Regions from separate parts of the Homo sapiens genome. Here region 2 is linked to region 1. The links are chromatin loops, found by intact Hi-C in ENCODE. Cell type or tissue: adrenal gland. All regions are shown on one strand. Each heading gives the region's core, and the rest is flanking DNA. Links, peaks and the distances in the headings are about the cores only. Region 1 holds the start of LINC00523 (long intergenic non-protein coding RNA 523). Region 2 has its middle 110 kb from the start of LINC02285.

Region 1 (10,360 bases), core at 4,270-6,769:
CCCGGGGAGGGCAGCCACAGGGCTAACATTTACTGCGCACTTGCCGCGAGCCTCACTGTGCGGAAGCTCTCTCGTTCTCTCCGGTTACCCCGAAGCCTCAGGCTCCCCTAGTTCACCAAGCCCAGGTTTCTGGGAGTGAACCTGGTCCCGCTGCCTGCTCCACACCTTGTACATCTTTGTCTCAGGTCTCGAGGGACAGGATTGAGGTGGCCCTGTCCCTTCTGTCCCCTCCATCCCCAATGACAACTGATGGGTTCCAGGTTTTCTGTTTCCCTTTAGCAGGAAAATGGAGCCCAGAGATTTGGTCTGGCTTCCCACGTGAAAAGTCCACCTGCTACTTGGCCGGTGTAGGTGTGGGCTGACCAGGTGCCTCCTGGCCTCTGGGGCCTCCTTTCTGGCACAGTAGAGCCGGGGTGGAGGGCGGCCCCACGGGGACAAGGCTTGGCAGAGCCAGAGGTGAAGTGGCCGGCATGGCAGCTATCCACAGCTGGGCCCAGGCCTGCCCCAGTGGTAGACACAGGGGCCCAGCTCAGGCCCCATAAGGAGGAAACTAGAAACAATTTTCCTCACCTCGCACAAATCCCATCCCAAATTCCCACCCACCAGCTTAGAGGGAGCGGAGGCCTGAGCTCATCTTCTCACGTGGAGCTCGGGCATGGTGCTGGGGCCCCAAGGCCCCGGAATCCCTGTCTGGGCCTCTGATCCCTGTCTTCAGAAGGTGGCGAGCCACCCTTCCGGCCTTAGGCCTGCTGACATGGGACCCAGTGTCTGTTTGTCCAAGTTCAAGGATTATGAAATGTGGGTTATTGCCCTGCTCTGCTGATACTGGCTCTGTGGGGCCTCCATCCCAACCCCCTGATCGCAGAAGCCCCAAGCTTTCTGGAGACGCTTGGCCTCGTTTTATTCTCCCAAGAAGACCCTGCGGTGGGCAGAGCAAGACTTTTAGCCCCATCTCCCTAGCGGGAGAACTGAGGAGTCACGGCAGTGCCCTGGCCCCAGCTAGCAGAAGTCTGGCAAGCTCCAGGGATTTCGAATCCTCTTGGGAATTCTCGCAGGAGCCAGTCCCCTTTTTGCCAAGTGACTCCCACACAGACCCATCAAACTTTGCAGGTCCCCATGGGGGAGCAAACTTTGCAGGTCCCCTGCAACTGGACGGGGACAGCCCTGAGTGGTGAAGCGGGGCTCTGTGGCATATCCCCCGGCAAGGAGCCCCCCTGGCCACACCCACTGTCCAGGGATGCTGCCCCCAGCCAGACCCTCAGCCTCCTAGTCCTGGACCGAGACAGGGTGGGCTCGGGCCACACATGAGACCTCCCGTATATGTCCTGGGCTAGCACAACTGCTGGGTTGGCCAGCACTGGGCTAGGTCTGACCCCAAGATGGAATAAACAAAGGAAAATCCATGACAACTGGACTTAGCTCAGGGTGGGCCCTGCCCTGACATCCTCTCATCCCGCAGAGCTGCCCACACACTCAGGGGCATGGAGGAGCCACAGGCTGGCCAGGGGCCCAGCACCCTGGAGGACACAGAGAGGCACGGAAGTCACCTGGGCTGGAGGGGAGGAGTCAAGGCAGCCCTCCCAGGGACAAGGCCCTTCCGGCTGCAGCTGCAGAGAGGGAGGGAGGAGGAGGAGCAGGTCTGCCCTCTGTTCTGACACCAGGGGCCTTCTGGAGCTCCCCCAATGCTGCTCTCCCCATGCTCCTCCTCCCCTCCATGGCCTAGCCACCTCCCCTTTGCCCTCCTGGCTGCAGCCTCTGCTCCCCTCCCCATCCCACTTGCCTGAGCCAGCGCCACCTGGCCACATCCTGTATCTGCCCTCACTGCCACTCCCCAGGGCCCCTAGTAGCCCCCTGCTGTCCACAGGGACAGTCCCACCCCTCCCCACCGGGAACAGAGCCCAGCACCATGTGGCCCCTCAGGCTGTCCAGCTCCAGGACTCCTGTCCTGGCCACACCCTGCACTGTGGCCCCAGGTGCTTGGGGGCGTTCCCTGCACCTCCAAGCTTTAGCCACAGGTGCATCCTCCTGCTGGAAGGTTCTCCCTCCCCTCCCCACCTACTGTTCTTGCCCCAAGACTGGTCTTCATAGCCCGTCTCTGGGGCCTCTCCCCATTCCCTGGCTCATCCACAGTGAACCCCTCCTGGCTTGTCCAGACCCCACCTCACCTGGACCACAGCTTGTCACAGTTGGCCTGCATGCCAGACAGTGGCTCCTCGGGGCAATGACAGCATCTTTCTTTTCTTGAGCTTCTCTGAGGCCAGCCCAAGACACAGTTCAACCCGTGTTTGTTGAATGAATAAATGACCTACAATGGGGCCTTACCCTTTCACACCCAGGACAAAGTCATTTGCTCCCTCCAGGTTTACTTTGCTTTACTTTGCTAAACCACCACGCTTGCTCTCCTCTGCTTCACTCTTGCCTCCCACTGCCCACACCGAGTGTCCACCTTAAAGGGAACCCCAGAGCCAATGAGGGAGGCATGAAATCCTGACTTCCGACTCCTCCCCACCTGAGCTCCTCCCACTGGAACCTCCTGATGGGGCAGAAGGTTCAGGCTCACCTGAGCTGGGACCTGCCTGTGCTCCTAAGGGCATGGCCTTTCCGGCAGTTGGCTCCAAGTCACTTTGGAGAGACATTAGCATCCAGGCTCCTCTGACCCTCGAACGGGAGTTGCTTTTTGCGCCTCCCGGCAGGGAGCCCCCAGTGTCCTTGTCTTCTGGTGTCACCTGCTTCACAGCACGTCTCCCAAAATGCTTCAGAGCATTTCCATTTTTCCACGAAAGAAATGACCCGTTTCCTGGGCTCCTTTCTCCTCTGTGCCTCTGTGGCAGAGAGAGCTGCCTTTGTCGTAAAATAATTTCGGGCGCTTGCCTCTCTCTCACGCACAACTGTTCAAGGCTCTTTCCTCCGACTGACTTTCATGTCGCAAAACTCTATTAAGCTTTCATCTGCCTGGGGGAGCCGTGCCTTGAGGAACCAGGGAAGGGAAGGAGTGCTCCGGACAGTGCGCAGGGGATATGTAAATGGGTGCAGAACCCAGAGCCTGCCTCTGCCCTCCAGTCCACCCACCCGTCTCCAAGCGAGAACCGCCCTGCCTCGCGCTCCCCCGCCTGTTCTGGAAAGGGCGGTGTGAGGCAGGCAGGGCAGAGCCACCCTGAAATCCTCATCTGGATTTTTTGTTCATTCCAGTGGCAAAGAAGCTCACTCCCAGGAAACCGGGTGCATTCGAGGAAGGTGCTTTGGTGGAAAGAGCACTGGGGCAGGAGTCCAGGCCTGGGTTCGAGTGACAGCGGGTGCTGATTCCTCAGGGTTTCCACACTTCCTGGCAGGGAGGGCCTGGCTGCGTTGCCGTCTCTAATATTTGCCTAATATAGAATGGACCACTTGCTGGGACTCCACACATGTCTGAATATCCACCGCCGCAGGATTTTGTATTCCTTCTCTCTAAGAGGAACCCCCTAACTGTGTATGCTGAGATGCCACCAGGCTGGACGTCCCCATCAGAGCTGCCACATCTCCCTGCCGTGTGGCCCTGGGTGAGCCACCTTCTCTGTGTGCCTCAGTCTCCCAACTGTGTTTCCTCAGTGTTGTGAGGACTGAGTTCCATCGCAAACCACTCTCGCATGTGCCAATGGAGTGTTATGGTTTCCAAATACATGCACCCATCATGGGCTCTAATTCCCACCAAAAAAAAAAAAAAAAGCTCTGAGGTTTTCACCAGTGAGCCAGCTGATAGCAGCCAAACCAGAGCTGGGTTCAGGGTAACCAGCCTCCAACCATTTCAAAGCAGCCTTCGGACCTAACTTTCCATTTCCTCTGGGCAGCTGCTGTCCTCCAAGACTCCAGCTGGGGAAGAGAACAGCCCCATCTTCTTTCTCCACCTCTCAGCCGTGAGCTGGCTGTTCACAAATCACTCACTCTTCATTCTCACAGCAACCCTCACCAAAGCCCCGTGTCACAGATGAGGAAACTGAGGCTCCACAGCAGGAACCCGCTTTCCCAAGGCCCCATCTGTCTCCCGGTGAGCTCCTTCCCAGTGACATAGCACATGCTCTGTCTGTGCAAGTCCTGAAGCCACCACCTGTTTTACCTGACTGGAGGCTATCCTGCAGCAGGACACAGAGGGCTGGGCTGGGCTGCCTGATTCCGTTTCTGTGCTTCTGTCTCCTCTTTGCCCAGTGCTGCCAGCCAACATCCAGCTGCCCAGGGAAACTGCAGCCCCAGCAAGATGGGCCACCCTGGGCCACCCCCTGAACTTCCAGAGCCATCGGCTCTGCCCATCTGTGCCCATCTGTCTCACCTGTAACCCTAATGGCAGCCTCTGTTCAGGACCACCAGCAGGAGCCAGGCCTCCCCACACCTCACAGTGCCACCTCTCCAAACCCATCCCTGCCATCTGGAGCCCAGGGGACAGTCGGAAGCCTGCTGAGGGAGGAGGTCAGGAGATGGAGGCTAAAGGGGAGAGCACCAGAGTGAGGAGGGGCTCCAGAAGCTAGGCTGAGGGCAGACCCTGCTGCCCCCCAAAAAGTCACCATCCAGTGGGGTCATTATTTTTCAATCGGGGAGGCTTTGTACATGTATTTCTTAAAAATGAGGAGGGAAGGACGTCTGCAGGAGCGTTTCCTGTGTTGGAGTCACCAGCAGCTCACGCCTCATTGCTCCCGTCTCCTCCAGCTGTAATTAAGCCAGAGACACCAGGCACTGCTGCCTGCCCAGCTCCAGTCCCAGCACAATAATCAGCCCTCAGTTAAATGAGGAGGATAAATACAGGCAGACCGGGACTCCAAGGACAACAGCCCCCGGTTACCGTCCTCCACAGACCCGGACCACCACCCAGCTGCCTTGGTCGCTGAGCAGTCAGAGGATGGACAGAACATGCAGGGCCTCCTTGGTGGGAAGCCACGGACAGGGGGGGCCCCCCACGCAGGGCCTCAGTTTTCTCATCTGTAATATGGGGGAGCAGACAAGTCCCCCACGTTACCCTCTGCAGGCCTCGCTGTGGTCCTCTCCACTTTAGCCGTCACCTCTTGGCCTCCTGAGTCAGACCTGCAGAGGCAGGCCCGGGAATCTGCACTTCCCGAGATGCCCCAGGGAGCCCCTCCGTGGAACCACGTGTGCCAACGCCTGGGAGGAGGGCAGGTGGCCAGAGGATCCTGGGGTCCCTCTCCCAGCCCAACCCCACCCCCAGGCCCTGTGGCTGCTCCCCCTCTGCAAAGGCACCAGGAGGGAGGTCAGGCCCTGGCGGAGCCAGCCACGCAGGTCAGTGCCCCGGGCAAGTGGGTGCTGCGGTGGCCTCGGGCCACAAGGGGGCAGAGGCGGCCAGCGAGGCCGCAACCTTCGCTCAGGTGAGCCGGGTCCGCTGCGCTGCGCTGCGCGCCGGGGTCCTGCACCCACGCTCTTCGCCGCAGAGGAGACCCCGGGGGGCAGGGTCGGGCGGGGGCCTCTCCGTGTGGCCTGGGTGGTCCTCGGGTCCTCAGCCCCTGCCCCCGCCTCTTCTGGAAAGCTCCTCACAACGCTGCCCGGCCCTGCTGCCTCCCAGCCCCGACACAGGAATCCCATCTCACTCCAGCGCCCGCCCTCCCCTTCCACGGTGCAGGCGGCTTCATCCCTGCTGAGTCTAATTCCACCCTCATTCGCCCCATTTCACAGAAGGAGTAAACTGAGGCCGAGAGAGGGCAGGGGCTGGAGCCAAGGCCCTCCCTTCTGGAGCAGCAATCCTAGAATTGGGAAACTTTGCCTTTTGTTATGGTAAGAAATGCTGTTGAGAATTTCTTAATTCCCCTTTGGAAAAGACAGGTTGTGCTGTGTGCAGAAATCGTTATTCAAAAATTACAGACTCTAGTTGTTTCTATGGAAACATTTTTTCACCTTATGCAAATGAAGCAAGAGGCATGAAAACAACGCCTTCCCTTTCTGCCCCCCTCCACCAACTTTCTTTTTGGAACCTTGAAAAGCTGCTGCTGAAAGTTTCGTCCTCTGTAGGGGTGCTGAAGGCGGCCTCTGACACTGGGGAGAGTTTGCTTCATTAACTCGGGGACCTTTGTGACCCTGGGCCGAGCCGAGACTCAGGGTTCCCCGGCCAATTACTCTGAGGCCCAGCTCCATTTACTCCCACTCTGATCATTACAGAGTGGTGGGTGGCAAATGTCACTCCAGAGTGTCTCCCCTGCCCCCTTGAAGGGGAACCCCTGCTTCCCACCACGATTCCTTCAGGAAGCCCCACAGCAGGAGGGAAACCCCCCACCGCTCAGAGCACCCATCGTTTACCCAGCCTGGACTGGCATTCTTTTGAGGAGCCAACCTCTGCACCCACTCCTGCACTCATCTCTGCCTCCACGGGGGCTCCCAGAGCCAAGGGACAGGAATGTTGGGCATATCTTTCCTCTGGTTTTGATTCAAGCCCCCACATTGGTGCCTTCCAACTATGTGGCCTTGGACAAGTCTCTGCCTCTCTGAGCCTCGTTTTCTCCGCTGTCGCCTCCACCCTGCTTAGTTGGGGGTGATAGCACCCACCTTGCAAGGTTGCAGGGAGGGTGACATGGAACGACCATCTTCGCTACTTAGCGCACAGTAGGGATTAAATGTGTAGGAATTCCCCAAGTTGCTCCTAGAGGAGCGGGGAGCCAGGGTGAGAAGAGGCTCGCTGGTGTGTGTGCTGCGTGGGATGTGGCCGCCCCCGGGGAAATTTGCTCGAAGCCACCCGAGAACTCCATCCCCAGCTGTTTGTGGCCAGGGCGGCCACCAGGAGGCAGTGTCTCCCAGCAGCCAGAGCGCCAAATTTGTAGCCCAGAGACCTGGGTTCAAGCTCCGACTCAGAGGTGTCTTCACTGGGTGATCTTGGAGACTATTTCCCCTCCCCAAGCCTCCATTTTCTCATCCACAGGGAGCCACATCATCTGCACGCCCCACAGGCTGCGTGGGGACCACAGCTAAAGGCTGTGGGAAGTGGGCAGATGTACCCTGACTGACATAAAATTGGTACCAAGAGTGGTTCCAGGTGATGGATGGGATGTGGGGATTGGTTTGGTCATGCCTTTGGGCTTGAACACAAAGCTGAGCTCCTTGCCAATGGGAAACGGGATGTTAGTGACCCCCATATGCAGCAGCATTGCCATTAATCAACTATCATCTGCCATTGATTGCGATGAAGTGGCTCCTAAGGAACCCACGTGGCTCCTGAACTTGACCATTATGGCAGTAACGATGACTATAAACATTTTGGTGAGGTGTGGATTCTTTTGAGTGTACGCAAGCTCTTACAAAGAGAAAATGAAAAGCTTGGATCCGTTAGCCTTCAGCTCAAGTCACAGTCTGAGAACCAGCGAGCTTCGGTGACAGCTGTAAAAGAGGCTCTTATTTCATTTAGCTGCAGGGCTGATGCTGATGAAAATCAGACACAAGCTTTAATTGTGCAGGCTGCTGAGGTATAACAATTGAATTCATGCGCTCAACAAGTTTCTCATGTGAAAGTTAGAGCCCTGATTAGTGAAGAATCAGATCTCAAAACTTGGAATGAAAACATCTGATTGGATCCAAATAAGACCGTCAATCTTGAGTCCCCAAGTCACACGGAGCCTCCTTTGCAAGTGGAGGCAGCTACCCATCTCATGTCAGAAGAGACTGGCTCTCCTCTGCTTGAAAACCATGGGATAAACTCACCCAGGGCAGATGCCCTGGAAGGAGGTGCCCATTCATCTCGAGATCCATCGCAGCCACCCTGTTGCCACTAGACCCACAGCTGGGCTCCAATCCCAGCATGCTGCAGGGGCAAGTACACACTTTACCACCAAAAGAATTACAAGACTTTGCTTATATATGTGGGCAGAAACCTGGGTACCACGTGCAGAGTGGATTCTAAGGGTGTTAGATCACAGAGGGAGAAATATTAATACAACATTAGACCAGGCCAAATGTTTTGGCATAGTTGCACTTACTAGAAAATCTGAATCCAATGTGCTAGTTTGTGTAACTATGCATTAATCATCTATTGCCATGTATCAGATTACCACAAACTTCAAGGCTTACAACAGCACACACTTTTAATCTCATGGCTTCTATGGGGTAGGAACCTGGGCATGGCTGACGTGGCTCCTCTGGGCCAGGATTCTCATAGGGCAGCAATCCAGGTGTCAGCCAGAGCTGCAGTCTTATCAGAAGGGTTCCCTGGGAAACCATCCACTTCCAGGCACACAAGGTTGTTGCAGGAGTCAGTTCCCTGCAGGCTGTTGGGCTGAAGGCCTCAGTTACTAGGTGGCCCTGGCTGAAGGCTGCCCTCATGGACCTCTTCAGCATGGTCACTTACTTTATCAAAGCCTGCATGCTGAGAAGGCAACTGAGAGCCTGCTACCACCTTACAGAAGCTAATCACAGCAGTGACCGCCCATCAGCTTGGTCATATTCTGTTGGTTCGAAGCATGTCACAAGCCCACCTATACTCAAAGGAAGGGAGTTACATAAAGGAATGAACAGCAGGAGACAGGGATCATTGGAAGTTTTCCTGCCACCAGCAGAAGGTGGATCTAACAGATTATTTGGCTGGTTCTTGACTAAAGCTTGGACTCACCCGTGACCTTCAGGTAATGAGATTGAGATGACAGAGCTTCCCTGGCATGAGGCGGAGGAGGGAACCGAAAGGCTTAGAGGATAGGAATGCTGGGCTGGATCTATCAGGTGAAACCTGCACACCCATCCCTCTACTATGTTCTGCAAGAGGGCCCAGGAGACACTTCCTTCACTGAGGAATTGAAAAATACAGTGGTGAGCGGCACGCCTGCATCCCTGAAAATCTCTGTGGTTGCAGTCCTTTTTAGACCAGGCATGACAGCAGGGGATGCTGCCACCGAGCTGCATGCCCTGATTTCAGTGGGAATGATGAGATTGCAGAGCGGCAGAAGCCAAGTGGCATCATCACTTCACTGCCAAAGACAAAGTGGGTACATCCAGCATCACGGACAGCAGGGACGCACAAGCAATCAACATGCCTTGGCCCACACAGATCTTTGGTGGTGGCTAATTCATCATGGTGTCCCCGGGAAGAAAGAGATGGGCAGCCTGCTACAGCCTTAGTTTAAACAGGAAACACAACCGGGAGAGCGCAAGGCCTGGTAGCCTCAAGTCTGACTTGAGTTGTTGCAATGAAGAATCATGGCTTCTTACCCAACTTCCAGATCTCAGCAAATGCACAGACCCTGGGCGACTTGGTTGAACGGAGGCCAGCATGACAGCACACTGTCAACCTTCCTCCAAGCCATTTCCAGGGGGACCTGTGGCCTTTTACTACAGGGAGTGTGCAACAGGGGAAGGAAATGCCTAGATGGTTTGAGGATTGCTAGACAGTGGTTCTGAACTAACACTAATTCCTGAGGGCCCAAAATTCCACTATGCCCCAGCAATCTAAAAGGAGGTGGACAGTGGGAAGATGATAGATGGAGTCTTAACTCAGGTCTGGTTCACAGTAGGCCCAGTTGGTCCATGGACCCCATCCCCACTAGTGGTTATCTGTCTAGCTCTTAAATGTATAATTGGAGGAGACATACTTAGCAACTGTCAGCATCCCTGCATTGGCTCTGTGACCCATGTGGTGAGGGCCATTATCACAAGAAGAACTTAGTGGAAATCCCTGAAACTTCCACTTCCATCCAAGTGAGTGAACCAGAAGCTATACTTTATCCCAGGGGAATTTGAGAGATTAATGTCACTTACAAGAAGCAGAGGTGTTCATACCTACCACACTCCATGGAGCTTCCCAGTTTGTACTGTTCAGAAGTCAGGTGGAACCCTGCCACCATCAGACACAGCAATGGTTTCTCTGAATTGGAAGATGAGGCTATCACCTGGCTGCTTTGGACTCCTTAAGCCACTGAATCAACACAAAAAGAAAAGGAAAGAAATGACTCTACTCACTGGAGTGATTGATCCTGATTAGCAAGGGGAAACTGGGCTGCTGCTGCACAATGAGGACAGGGAGGAAAGTATCTGAAACGCAGAGGATTCTCCAGGGTACCTCTCTTAGTTCTCCTGTGACCAATAGTAATGGTGTGTTAGCCTGTTTGCTATAACAAAATACCACAAATTGAATGGCTTATAAACAACCGAAATTGATTTCTCACAGTTCTGGAGCCTGGAAAGTCCAAGATTAAAGCACCAGCAGATTCAGTGTCTGGTGAGGGCCTGCTTCCTCATAGACAGCACCTTCTCGTTGTGTTCTCACATGGTGAGAGGGATAAAGAGCACTCTGGGGTTTTTTTTTTAAATAAAGGCACTAATCACAGTCATGAGGGCTCTGCCCTCATCATCTAATCTCCTGTTTTAGTCCATTTTGTGTTGCTATAACAGACTGTCACAGACTGGGTAATTTATT
Region 2 (10,360 bases), core at 3,813-6,312, 580 kb before region 1:
ATTCGCAGATTCTTGGGATTGGGACACGGATGCCTTGATGGGGGGACATTATTCTGTCAGCCACAGAAGCCCCTTGGCCTGAGACTTACTTTCCCCATATGAGAAGGCAGGCCAGATAATTTCCAAGGTCCTTCCCAGCTCTTGGAGTCAGGTCATTGGAGCAGGAAGGAACAACGGCTCTGACATATCAATGGATCATCATTGAAGCAGGTGCCTTGGAGCAAGGCCCTGTCTGGCCAAATGCTTGATTTGACCTTTCCACCCATGCTTTTTCCGACTCCTCATGGTGGCCTCTGAGAGCTCTGTCCTCCTCTATTGAGGTGAGAGACACAAGCGTCAGGGAGGCCGAGTGGCAGTCCCTGGGTGGCGTGGGGACCTAGAGCCCCACTGTGTCTGTCAGACACAGAAGCAGATGGAGTGCTCTGCTGTTTGCACAGGTGATTTGTGTAAAATGCAACCACTTTAGAGCATTTTTTAAAAAAACCTATGAATTTTGCATATTTGAAATTGGTCCTTTTAGGAAACTGGAATATATACTCAATTTAGTCATTAATGTAAAAGGTTTCTGAAATGGACTTTCTCAGCAAAAATGTGGGGAGGGGGTGTTGTGGAGAATATCCGCTGATGTGACTGTAATGGTTGAGCTATTTGCCTTCTTTAAGTCTTTTTCTCAGGAGGAGCGAGCTGCAGAAAGAGAAACTGCAGAATGATGTGCAACATCTGGAGATTCTAGAGGTGAAACATCTGTATCTGTGGGCTGGCTGGCCCCTGGTCCCTAAATCCACGTGTTCTTTCTGAAGCTGGCTCCGCAGATGCCAGCAAGCAGCTGAGAAGACACGCAGTGTGCGGCTTCTCAAAATCCAAGATGGGACCGAGATATTCTCCCGGGGAGATGCACAAGCTCCCAACACCAAGCCCCCCAAAGCTTTCATCTTTACCATGTCCTTCCCTCCACTTAGGCTCCTCTGTGGATCTTACCATCTTGCCCCGAAAGACTTAACACTGCTGGGGGAGGATGGTCAGCACAAACACTACCCTTTGCTTGGAAGTGTGCCCTTTCAATAGTTCAAAGGGTATCTTTCAAGGGGCCGAGCTCTCAGAGTACAAGGCAGGGCCATGCACACACTGCGGTGGCCCCAGTTGTTTGCATAACACCTGCGGCAAGAGCTCTGCAGGTCGGCACCCACCGAGGGAGAATTGCAGCTGACCCTGAACCTGGGCCAGCAGCGCCTGGCAGAAGGGCTGAGGTCACAGACACTGCCTTCTTCCTGATAAGTTTCTGAGAAACACAGGTATGTGATGGGATGAGTCTGCAGCAGGCTGGGCTTCCTGGTACAGCCAACAGGATGGAGCTGTCCCGCTCTCATCGTCAGAGGAGCTTCGTAGGTGCTGCTTGTTGAGATCATGGTGGTTTGATCCACAGGAAGGATGCAATGCATCTATTTGTACGAGTGTGTCTTCATTCATCCCTTTGTTCATTCAAGAAATATGCGGGGACCTTCCTGCCTGCTCCAGGGAATAAAAAATAAATGCGAAAATCTTCCTGCCCTCCTGGAACTCACAGTCTAAGGAAAGAGACATACTGGCAGGCCACCTGTTACAATGTAGCCCCTTTGTTTATTGATGGATTCATTCATTCATCAAGTACCTCTTGCAAGCTGTTTATGTGGTAGGTACCTGGGTGCTCACCAGGGATGAGTCCACAAGAAGCAGTTAGTTAAAATGTCAGACGTTGCCTGTTGAGTGGTGAGCAGACATAAACCTTTTGAACAATGTGAAAATAGCTCCTCAAGAATCATTTGTTGAGAAAAGACTCTTAGGCCTAAAAGGTTCATTTGAAACCTTATATTTGATAACCACATATCAGATGCAGCCAACAGTATTTGCTGCTTCTTGCATCCATTGATCACTCACTGGGCACCCAGTAGGCACCAGAGGAGTACAGGCATGACAGAGACACAGCCCCAACTTCCAACAGCTCGTGGGTGGTTTGGGAAGAAGAAAGGTCAGAGCCCAGCGTGAGACCCATCTCTCACCCACCTGATCAGCACACAGCAAGTGCCTGGACTTCTTCTGGGACTTCTGGGCTCTACCTGGAGTTCTCTGCCTCTTCAGGGACCACCCCATTTGCTTGATAATTGAGTGACTCCTGGTAGCCTCCCCCATCCCATTGCCTCACAGTACTTCTGAGGGCTGGAGACAGTTTCTTTCTACAGATGAGAGCACCAAGACCCTCTGAGGAACGGTCACCTTGAAGGAGTGGCCAGCCTCCTCTGAGACCGGGGTGGCAGGAGGCACGCTTGGAGACCCACTTTCACTGGGTGGCCTGGTCCTTAGGACCAGCCCATTTCTGCCCTTTGAACATCAGCAGATTCATTTTAGGGCACTTGGTCCTTGGGGTTGGCTCTTGCTGCAAAGGCACCATTTTCTCCATTTAGAAACTTGGTCCTTTTGGAAGCTGGAACATATCATTAATTTATTCATTAGTTTTAAAGATTTCAAAACAGACTTTCTCAGTGAAAAAAAATGTGGAGACATGTAATCCCAGCACTTTGGGAGGCCGAGGAGGGCGGATCACGAGGTCAGGAGATCGAGACCACCCTGGCTAACATGGTGAAACTCCGTCTCTACTAAAAAAAAAGACAAAATATTAGCTGGGCGTGGTGGCTGGTGCCTGTAGTCCCAGCTACTTGGGAGGCTGAGGCAGGAGAATGGTGTGAACCCGGGAGGCAGAGCTTGCATTGAGCCAAGATCGCGCCACTGCACTCCAGCCTGGAAAAAAAAAAATGTGGAGGCAGAGGAGGGCCCTGCAGGAAGCTGGAGCTTTGTCCTGTGGAGGATGGGCGCTGAGTGTCCAGGCTGGGGCCTTAGCACTTGCAGGAGGCGGCGGCGGCGTTGGACATGTGTTCCTGCCTGGCAGAGACCTGGGGACACGGAGCTGAGGGGTCCAGGCAGGGGTGGCCAGTGCTCTGAAATCAGCCAAGTTTGCCTAAAAAGAAACCGAGGAGTGTGGAAGTTAGGACTTGTGTCTCCTCCAGATACCACCTGGGAAGGAGGCCAGGGGAGGCGGAGTCCCCTTACCTGACAGCTGCTTTGTGAGACTAGGCACTGTGTGCCCATGGGCATGGATGGGGCTGGCCGGTGGAGAGGGCATCTGGAGCAGGCCACAGCACCCATGAGGTCTTGGGAGCAGGACACACTGGGCCAGAGTGGGTGGGAGGGAGACCACGCAAAGGTTCTGCTCAGCCAACCCCGCAGCGAGTGTTTCTGTACAACAGAGAGGCTGTTTTAATTCAGACTCTAAGAAGGATGGACTCTGCCCATCACAGGGGGACTCGGACCCCTTCTTGGGGACCCCATGCTGAGTCCGCAGCCCCCAAGACCAGCATCAAGTCCTCAGGGCCTGGCACTCACCTACCACCAGCAGTGGGAAGGAGCTGCAGAATTCAGTGACAGGTCACACATCCACTGCTTACCTGCCTGGGCTGAGACCAATGCCTTTGGGATGCACCCTGGGAGGGCCTGAGGACAAAGGCAGAAGATAAGGTCCACCATCAGCGATGGAGGCAGGCAAGGATCTGGCACACTCCACAACTTCCTCCTGCCCTGCTGGTAACGGGCCCTCAGAGGCACCTGAATGAGGGAAGGTGGGCCTGGCATGTGTGCCAGGACCCTGGGAGGCCGTCCAGTAGACGGAGGCCATGAATGCGACTGCAGCTGAACTTTGAGCCGATAGGCACATTCTTTTGAGTTAACAACCCCAGTGGGGTGTTTTCATCTGCGGGACCCCGGGCAGTGGGCTGTGCAAGCCCAGCTGCTAGAGTCCATCTGAAGTGGGGAGCTGGCAGAGGCAGCCCGAGATGGACAGACCCCATCACCTGAGATGGGCGTCCCTCAGGGGAGCAAGGCACAGCCCTGTGCCTGGGAAAGAGAAAATCCACCGGGAACCTGGAGGAGAGACAGTGCTGTTGTTGTCAGGCTCAGCAAATAAAAACACAGAACACTCTGTTACATTGGAATTTCAGACCAACAATAAATAACGTCTTCATATAAGCGTATCTCAAATGTTGCATCTTTGTCAGACATTCCAACGTAACTGGGCATTGTTTTTCTTTTTTTTCAGATATTTCATCCGGAAATTGTGTAAGGAAGACGAGTTCTGACAATGCTATGAGGCTGCCGTTTGGGGGGATTCTGTGGTGGGAGGACAGCCCTGCCCGACCTCCTGAGGGCCCCCCACCCATCACCATGGCCCTGAGAGGACCTCTGTAACTTCCGCTCACAAGCACTTTTCTCTCCCAGGCCCACTCTCTTGACCAAAATAGAGACTCTTGAAAATGCGTCTGGCAGGGACAGGGGGATGGGTATTGGCCCAGCCCCTCGCTTTCCTGGCCTGAGTCCTCATTGGCCCAGAAAGGACTCGTTCTTCTCTTTCCTTTCCTCCCAAGAACGGGAAAGCCCGGGTGGCTGGCTCCAGCAGCAGGACACGCAGCTCAATCCTGCAGAAGCTTTGAGGATCCCCTCTGTAGGGGGTTCTGAGGGTACATTCAGGGCAGCTCCCAGACCCTGCTGATCAGGTCTTAAAGTCCAAAACTCATGAGATGTCTGATTGCGAGGGTCCTCAGCCCTGCCAACCCAGATGCTGCAGCTGAGGTCTGGAACCAAGGGGTGACCTGGCAGAGGCCACCAGGAGCTGGTGGCAGGCAGGAGGCATCTCCGGGTGGGCGCATCGGATGGGCTGGTCCTTCCTCTTTAAGATCCCTGGCAGTTGGTTTAGTCAAAAGGGGCTGGTTCTCCCCTCCAGAAGCCTGGGCGAGGTGGCCCACCTGGAAGGGACAGGCACCATCCTGGTGGGTCTGGAGGTCTTAGGTCAGAAAATCTGCTGTTTTCTTGGAGGGGGGCTGGAGGACAGAGCCCCTGCACAGAGGGGGCCCATGGCCTTGGTCCTTCCGGGGCCCTATCTGTGGTTCGCTGTCCACTCCAGCCCCAGGCCCTTGGGCACTGAGGATGGCCACTGGGGGGCAGTGCGAGCCAGGAGACCTGGCAGGGATCCACTGGAGCTCCCTGCCCAGCGGGCCCTGCCCAGGAGGAAGCGGCCCAGGGTGGTGAGGGGCCCTGGCAGGCACCCCCGCCTCTCCTGCCTGAGGCGGTTTGGGGACCAAGGCCCTGCTTGGGTACTGAGCTTTTCCCTGATGTCTGTGATCACAGCCCTGGCCATACACAATCACGCACACACACACACGTAAGCACACACATGAACACACGTACACGCTCATAAACATCCACACTCAAGTGCACACACGCAAACACATGTACATGTACACGCAGAGACAGTCATACTCACACATGTACACAGACGTGCACTCACACGCGTTTATAAGTCACACACAACCCACAGAGACATGTTCCCACACACACGCACCCTATTTTGCACATACGGCACACACACAGGCCCAGGAGGGTGGCAGAGGCACCAAATGCCCTCTCGGAATGCAGGGACCTTGAATTTTCCATTTGTTTCTCCCTTGCCGGCAGCCTAGCTGGGAGCTGGGCTCAGACCCTGCTGCTTGAAGCAGGGTGAGCCCCTGTTAGGTCCCCACCGCCAGGCTGGGCCTTCCTCAGAAGCCCCTTCTGCTGCCAAGCAGACCCCCGGGTCCCTGGGCTCACTGCCCTCCCTCTGACCTTGTACCCCAGCTGGGCCGTGTCCTCTGCGAGGCTGGACCCCGCGTCCCTTAGGAGCCCACCCTAGAGGGGGATTCTCTGCTCTCCCGCAGCCCCACTGTGCGGCGTGATCGCACTGGGTGGTCGTGTCCTCTTCTGCGCAGGGACTCCTCACTAGGCTGGAGTCTGAGAAAGGCCCCCCACCCCCGCTGCTCCCCCACTTCCCTCTCTCTTCCGCCATTGTCCTTAGCTGTCTTCTTGCAGCTGCCATCCTCCCTCTGTCTTACAAAGGGAAACCTGGGCCCCCAGCACAGGGAGTGGCTCGCGCAGGGTCACACGCAAGTCAGGAGTGTCTTTTCACAGCTGTCCGAATGCAGGGGGAGCTGCTCCCCTCAGGGACCTTGGTGAGCCCACCCCTGTCGGGTGGGCGATGAGAACCGATGCCCTGAAGTCCCTCCCCCACCGACTCTAGACCACCCTATTTTCATCTGGCTCTGTGAATATGGAAACAACACAGCCCCCAGCTCCCACTCCCTTCCTCTCTCTGCAAACAAGCATTTCCTCACCCCTAAGTGCCATGTCTGCCTGAAAGGTCATGGCTCCTCGAGACCTCCCTACTCTGCTCCCCCAGGGGACCGTCTCTCCTACCCCCTGGACATACAGCCCTTGGCTGTGGGTGCAGAGCCCTTGGCTGCGCTTTCCTTGTTGGGTTTTCTGCTGGTGCGGTGAAGGAGGGCCACCCGACTCCCTCACCTCAAAGAGGGGGACGTGGGAGGCCCCAGCAGAGGGTACATCTGCAGCAGGCAGGGTGTGTGGTGGGGCTCTGGGGCTCTGGGGCTCTGGGGCTGTGGGGCCATGGGGCTGTGGGCTGTGGCTGTGGGCCGTGGTCTGGCCTCACCACTTGCTGTGAACAGGTTCCAGCCCACAGCCTTTTTTCATGGAAGAAATTCTCTGGCTAAATCCAATTCTCCCAGTTGCCAGACAAGCCTGCCACAATCCCATATCCTGTTCTAGGGACGTTTGTTTAGCTTTGTGCACAGACAAAATCGGTGAGAGTTTCTACATACAGAGTGTGCCTTAACGGGCTTGCATTTGAGGCTGGGGTCTGTGTGGGTGAGGGCGGAAGGTGGGCCTTGCTTCCGACCCTCCGCTGTGTGGCCTTGGGGAGTCGCCATCCCCCAGTCTCCACTCCTCCTCTGCTGTAAAACGAGGACAATGGGGCCCAACCTTTGGGGTTGCTGTGAGGATCCCTTTATACACCCGGCAAGGGGCCCCTTTCAACAGTTCCCCCAGAATGGGGATTGAAATCCTGAGGGATTCCCGTTGCCATCAGCATAAGAGGCCTCATCTTCCCCACCGTCTCCGAGGGCCCTGGATTATTAAGAGAGTAACCAAAACTGAGGTTTTCATTCCCCATGCTCCTCTGAGCTCCTCGGTCCCGAGATGCTGTTGAGGCCATGTTTTCAGTTCCCCAGGCCTCCGGCTGGCAGGAGCCTCCCCTTGGCTCTGATCCTGTGCCATCAATCTTGCTCACCAAGACTCAGCCCCCGTCTGGGTGGGCTTAGGGAGGCGGGAGGCCTGGTGGCTTGGCACGTGGAGGGGGCCGCAGAGGCGCATGCAGGAGGCCCTGGCCTTCCTGGGGAAACGCCTGCCAGCACCTTTTGCAAACAGCCCGCCGGGGCAGGAGCAAGAATGCGCGGGAAGGAGCAGTGTGGGGAGGAATGGTGCGGGGTGGAGTGGTCTGTGCCGTGGGCCCTTGGGGCCTGAGGAAGGGCAGGTTTTCAGGAAGCCCCTGAGGCCCAGGGTGCACTGTGCACCCTCATTTTGCCACACGTCTCCTCTTGGCCTTTGCAAACTCTGCTCTCCAGCTGCCAACATTTTTTGACAGCGAGGCACCGCTTTAACCAGACCCCAGCTCCTGGGCCTGAGAGCACTGCTTTACGCGGGCTAAGCACAGGCCCGGCGCCGAGAGAAAACACATTCATGAAAGCATCCACATTAATCATGGGCGATGGCACAGAAAGGAACCGAGGCTAGCACTAGACAGCACTGTGTGTGGGGGCACTTGTGTGTTCATGTGTGTGTGCGTGCTTACATGTGAGCGTGTGTGTGTGCACTTACAAGAATGTGTGTACGGATGTATGCACGTGACCGTGTGTGTGTGTGCGAGTGCATATGCTCACGTCTGTGTGTGCGTGACTGTGTGCGTACCTGCCTGTGGGGGGGCACATGTGTGGGCATGTGTATGTGGGCATGTGTATGCAGGCATTCATGTGTGTGCACTGTGCTTGAACGCTGGCAACATGTCACCAAGAATTCTGCTAGGCAAGGAGAAAGAGGCCCGATGGGCTGTCCCAAGCTTTGTTTTGAAAGGCCCTTTTCCTCTCCTCCTCACAAACCAAGTCATGCCTCTCTGACTTTGCCATTTCCCTTGGCCCTGGCGGCGGTGTTTGCCAGCTCCGCAGGGAGGTCTGGTGGTCTGGTTGTGGGGTGGTGTTTCCCACATTGTTGAAAGGTTTGGTGGGCAAAAGCATCCAGTTTTCATCCTGACCCCAAAACCTCCAGCCAAGGCAACTGACACTCAGTCAATAATAATACAAAATTAATCTCATGTTTATATGGAATCTTCCACCCCAGAGACAATCGCCTTGTTTGGAAGCTGGGGGTGGATTAGCTGGTGCGTGACCCGTGTGGGTGAAAGTGAGGAAAGCCAGCTTCAAGGCCAGGCCACCACCACACTCTGTGACCTGGGACCTGCCACCCACCCTCTTGGCCTCGACATTCCCTAGAAGGAAGGACCAGGGCCAGGTGTCTCCTGGAACTCTGAAATCCTGAATCAGAAGTGTGACCCTGAGAGTAGGTCTGTGTGCTCTTGCTAGGAGGATTTGCTGTCTAAAGGCCATGGCATCCAAGGTAGGTTCTGAACATGCAGAGGCTCATGGAGGAGGAATACAGGAGGAGGGGAAGGCATAGGGTTGGCTCCTGGGACTTGTGGGCTGTGTGGGGTTTGGGGTCTGTTTCATGCTTGACACATGTAAACATTTACTCAAACTCTGTCTCACTTCATGAAGGAACACCTCAGCCTACAGGCACGATATAGCAAAACTAAGTGAAACACAAACACACAAAAGGTCCCAGGTAAGAGTAAATATACATGAGAAGAACTGAACAGCAAAGAGAAAAGTAAAACACAAATATACAGGCCAATAGGTCCTGTAGAGTGGATTTGTCTGAAGTTTTGAATTTGTCTCTGAGATTCCTGGAAGCCAAAATGAAAAGGGAAATAAGATTAGTTCAGTTGTCTTCACAATCCCTTAGAATAAGATTTCCCAACTCTCTATCCATCAGGGCACACAGAGAATATGTGAGACCCCAGGGGAAAATGTATGGGGCCACTGTCATCATCCTGGAGACCGTCCCATGAGCTGAGCAGAGCAGTGTCTTTGCACACCAGTGTTAGGAAAAGGCTCTGTCAAAGACAGCAGTCATTCAGTGCTCTGGAAGGTGCAAAGCTTTTTCTAGCTTTGGCTCTGAAAGATGCTTTTCTCATGAGGCTCCATCTAGGTGGCCCTGAAATGAAAAATGGATAATGTCCCCAACAGCATCTGGACAGCAAATGCGGTGATGAGTCTCATAAAACTGCTTCTTGTAACTGCCCCCCGTGAAAGCTGAGGGCACGCATCCAAATGGCAGAGGCTGCAAGGTGAGAGTGAGCTACAGGCAGACAACCTTGTAAACCTGGCTGGGCACTGTGCCCACCTGCAGGGTGAGGCAGGTACTCGTGCCTTTCCTGAGCACCTGCTATGTGCCCAGTCCTGATAGGAGGTTTATATACATGGTCCTGTTCAATCCTCCCACACTGAGCACAGTGGCTCCAGAGGCCCACTTCATAGATGAGGGCCCAAATCTCATCCATGACCCAGCCTCACACCAGGTCTCTGTGGCCCTGCAGCAGCTCTGTCCTCTCCCTTGGCCTGGTCCTTGGACCTAGTGGTCACCTAGGGTGCAATGCTCAGGCTGTGGTTCTGGAGCTTTCCAGCTTGTTCGAGACAGCAGGGTGAGGCACCTGCACAGGTTAGGGTGGGCACCACCACAGCCCAGGCCTAGGCATGGTGCCCTAGACAGGGCACTGATGGTCAGCTCAGCCTCAGAAAGGGCCAAGGCTCACACACCTGCAAGTCCCTGCATGGGATGAGGTCCTCACACCCTCCCTGTGCCCTTGTCCTCGCTGAGCCCTTCCTTGGGGTGACCCCATCTTATCCACAATCACACCTCTATCCCCATTTCACAGACTTGGAAGCAGGCACAAATGATACAGGAGTGCTGGGAAGGGAAGAGCGTGGTCCCTTTAAACGATACGGAAGCAGGGAAGGGAAGTGCTGGGTAGAGAAAGGCGGATCCCTGGCCGGGGCTCCACCCCCACGGACCTAGATGAGGACAGGCATTTCCTGCCCATATGCTGCATTTACCAAGACCACCCTGGACTGCCTCGCCTCCATCCTGGGCCTATACAAACCCTCAAGACACTAGCGGGCCAGAGGAGGAGAAGAGCACATCGGCCGCGGAAGGAGACACCAAGCGGCTGGTCTGGTCATGGAGAGGCTGCGGAGGGGGCGAGGCTGCGGAGGGGGCGAGGCTGCGGAGGGGGCGAGGCTGCGGAGGGGGCGAGGCTGCGGGGGGGGGCGAGGCTGCGGGGGGG

Evidence for each region. Hi-C counts contacts between places; a loop is a spot of excess contacts. Peaks named below come from ENCODE experiments on the same cell type or tissue, not always from the same donor. Only the 100,000 strongest peaks of a DNase experiment are listed, where the experiment ranks them.
Region 2: a loop joins it to region 1, with 2.9 times the contacts of the local background. A loop is called at or near these places in 16 of 110 quality-filtered maps.

Annotation. Positions count from the first base shown.
Region 1 is chr14:100,649,911-100,660,270 of GRCh38, reverse strand. LINC00523 (long intergenic non-protein coding RNA 523) reads right to left here and starts at 3,003. Exons shown (of 2, transcript NR_024096.1): 1 at 2,561-3,003. In adrenal gland, for the core only: CTCF peaks have their summits at 5,083, 5,284 (motif pointing right) and 6,759 (motif pointing right); a DNase peak (open chromatin) is centred at 5,300.
Region 2 is chr14:101,230,074-101,240,433 of GRCh38, reverse strand. No RefSeq gene overlaps it. Among named protein-coding and RNA genes, the nearest start is that of LINC02285, 110 kb to the right of the region's middle. RefSeq lists enhancers at 3,785-4,408, 7,393-8,039. In adrenal gland, for the core only: a CTCF peak has its summit at 5,011 (motif pointing right); a DNase peak (open chromatin) is centred at 5,093.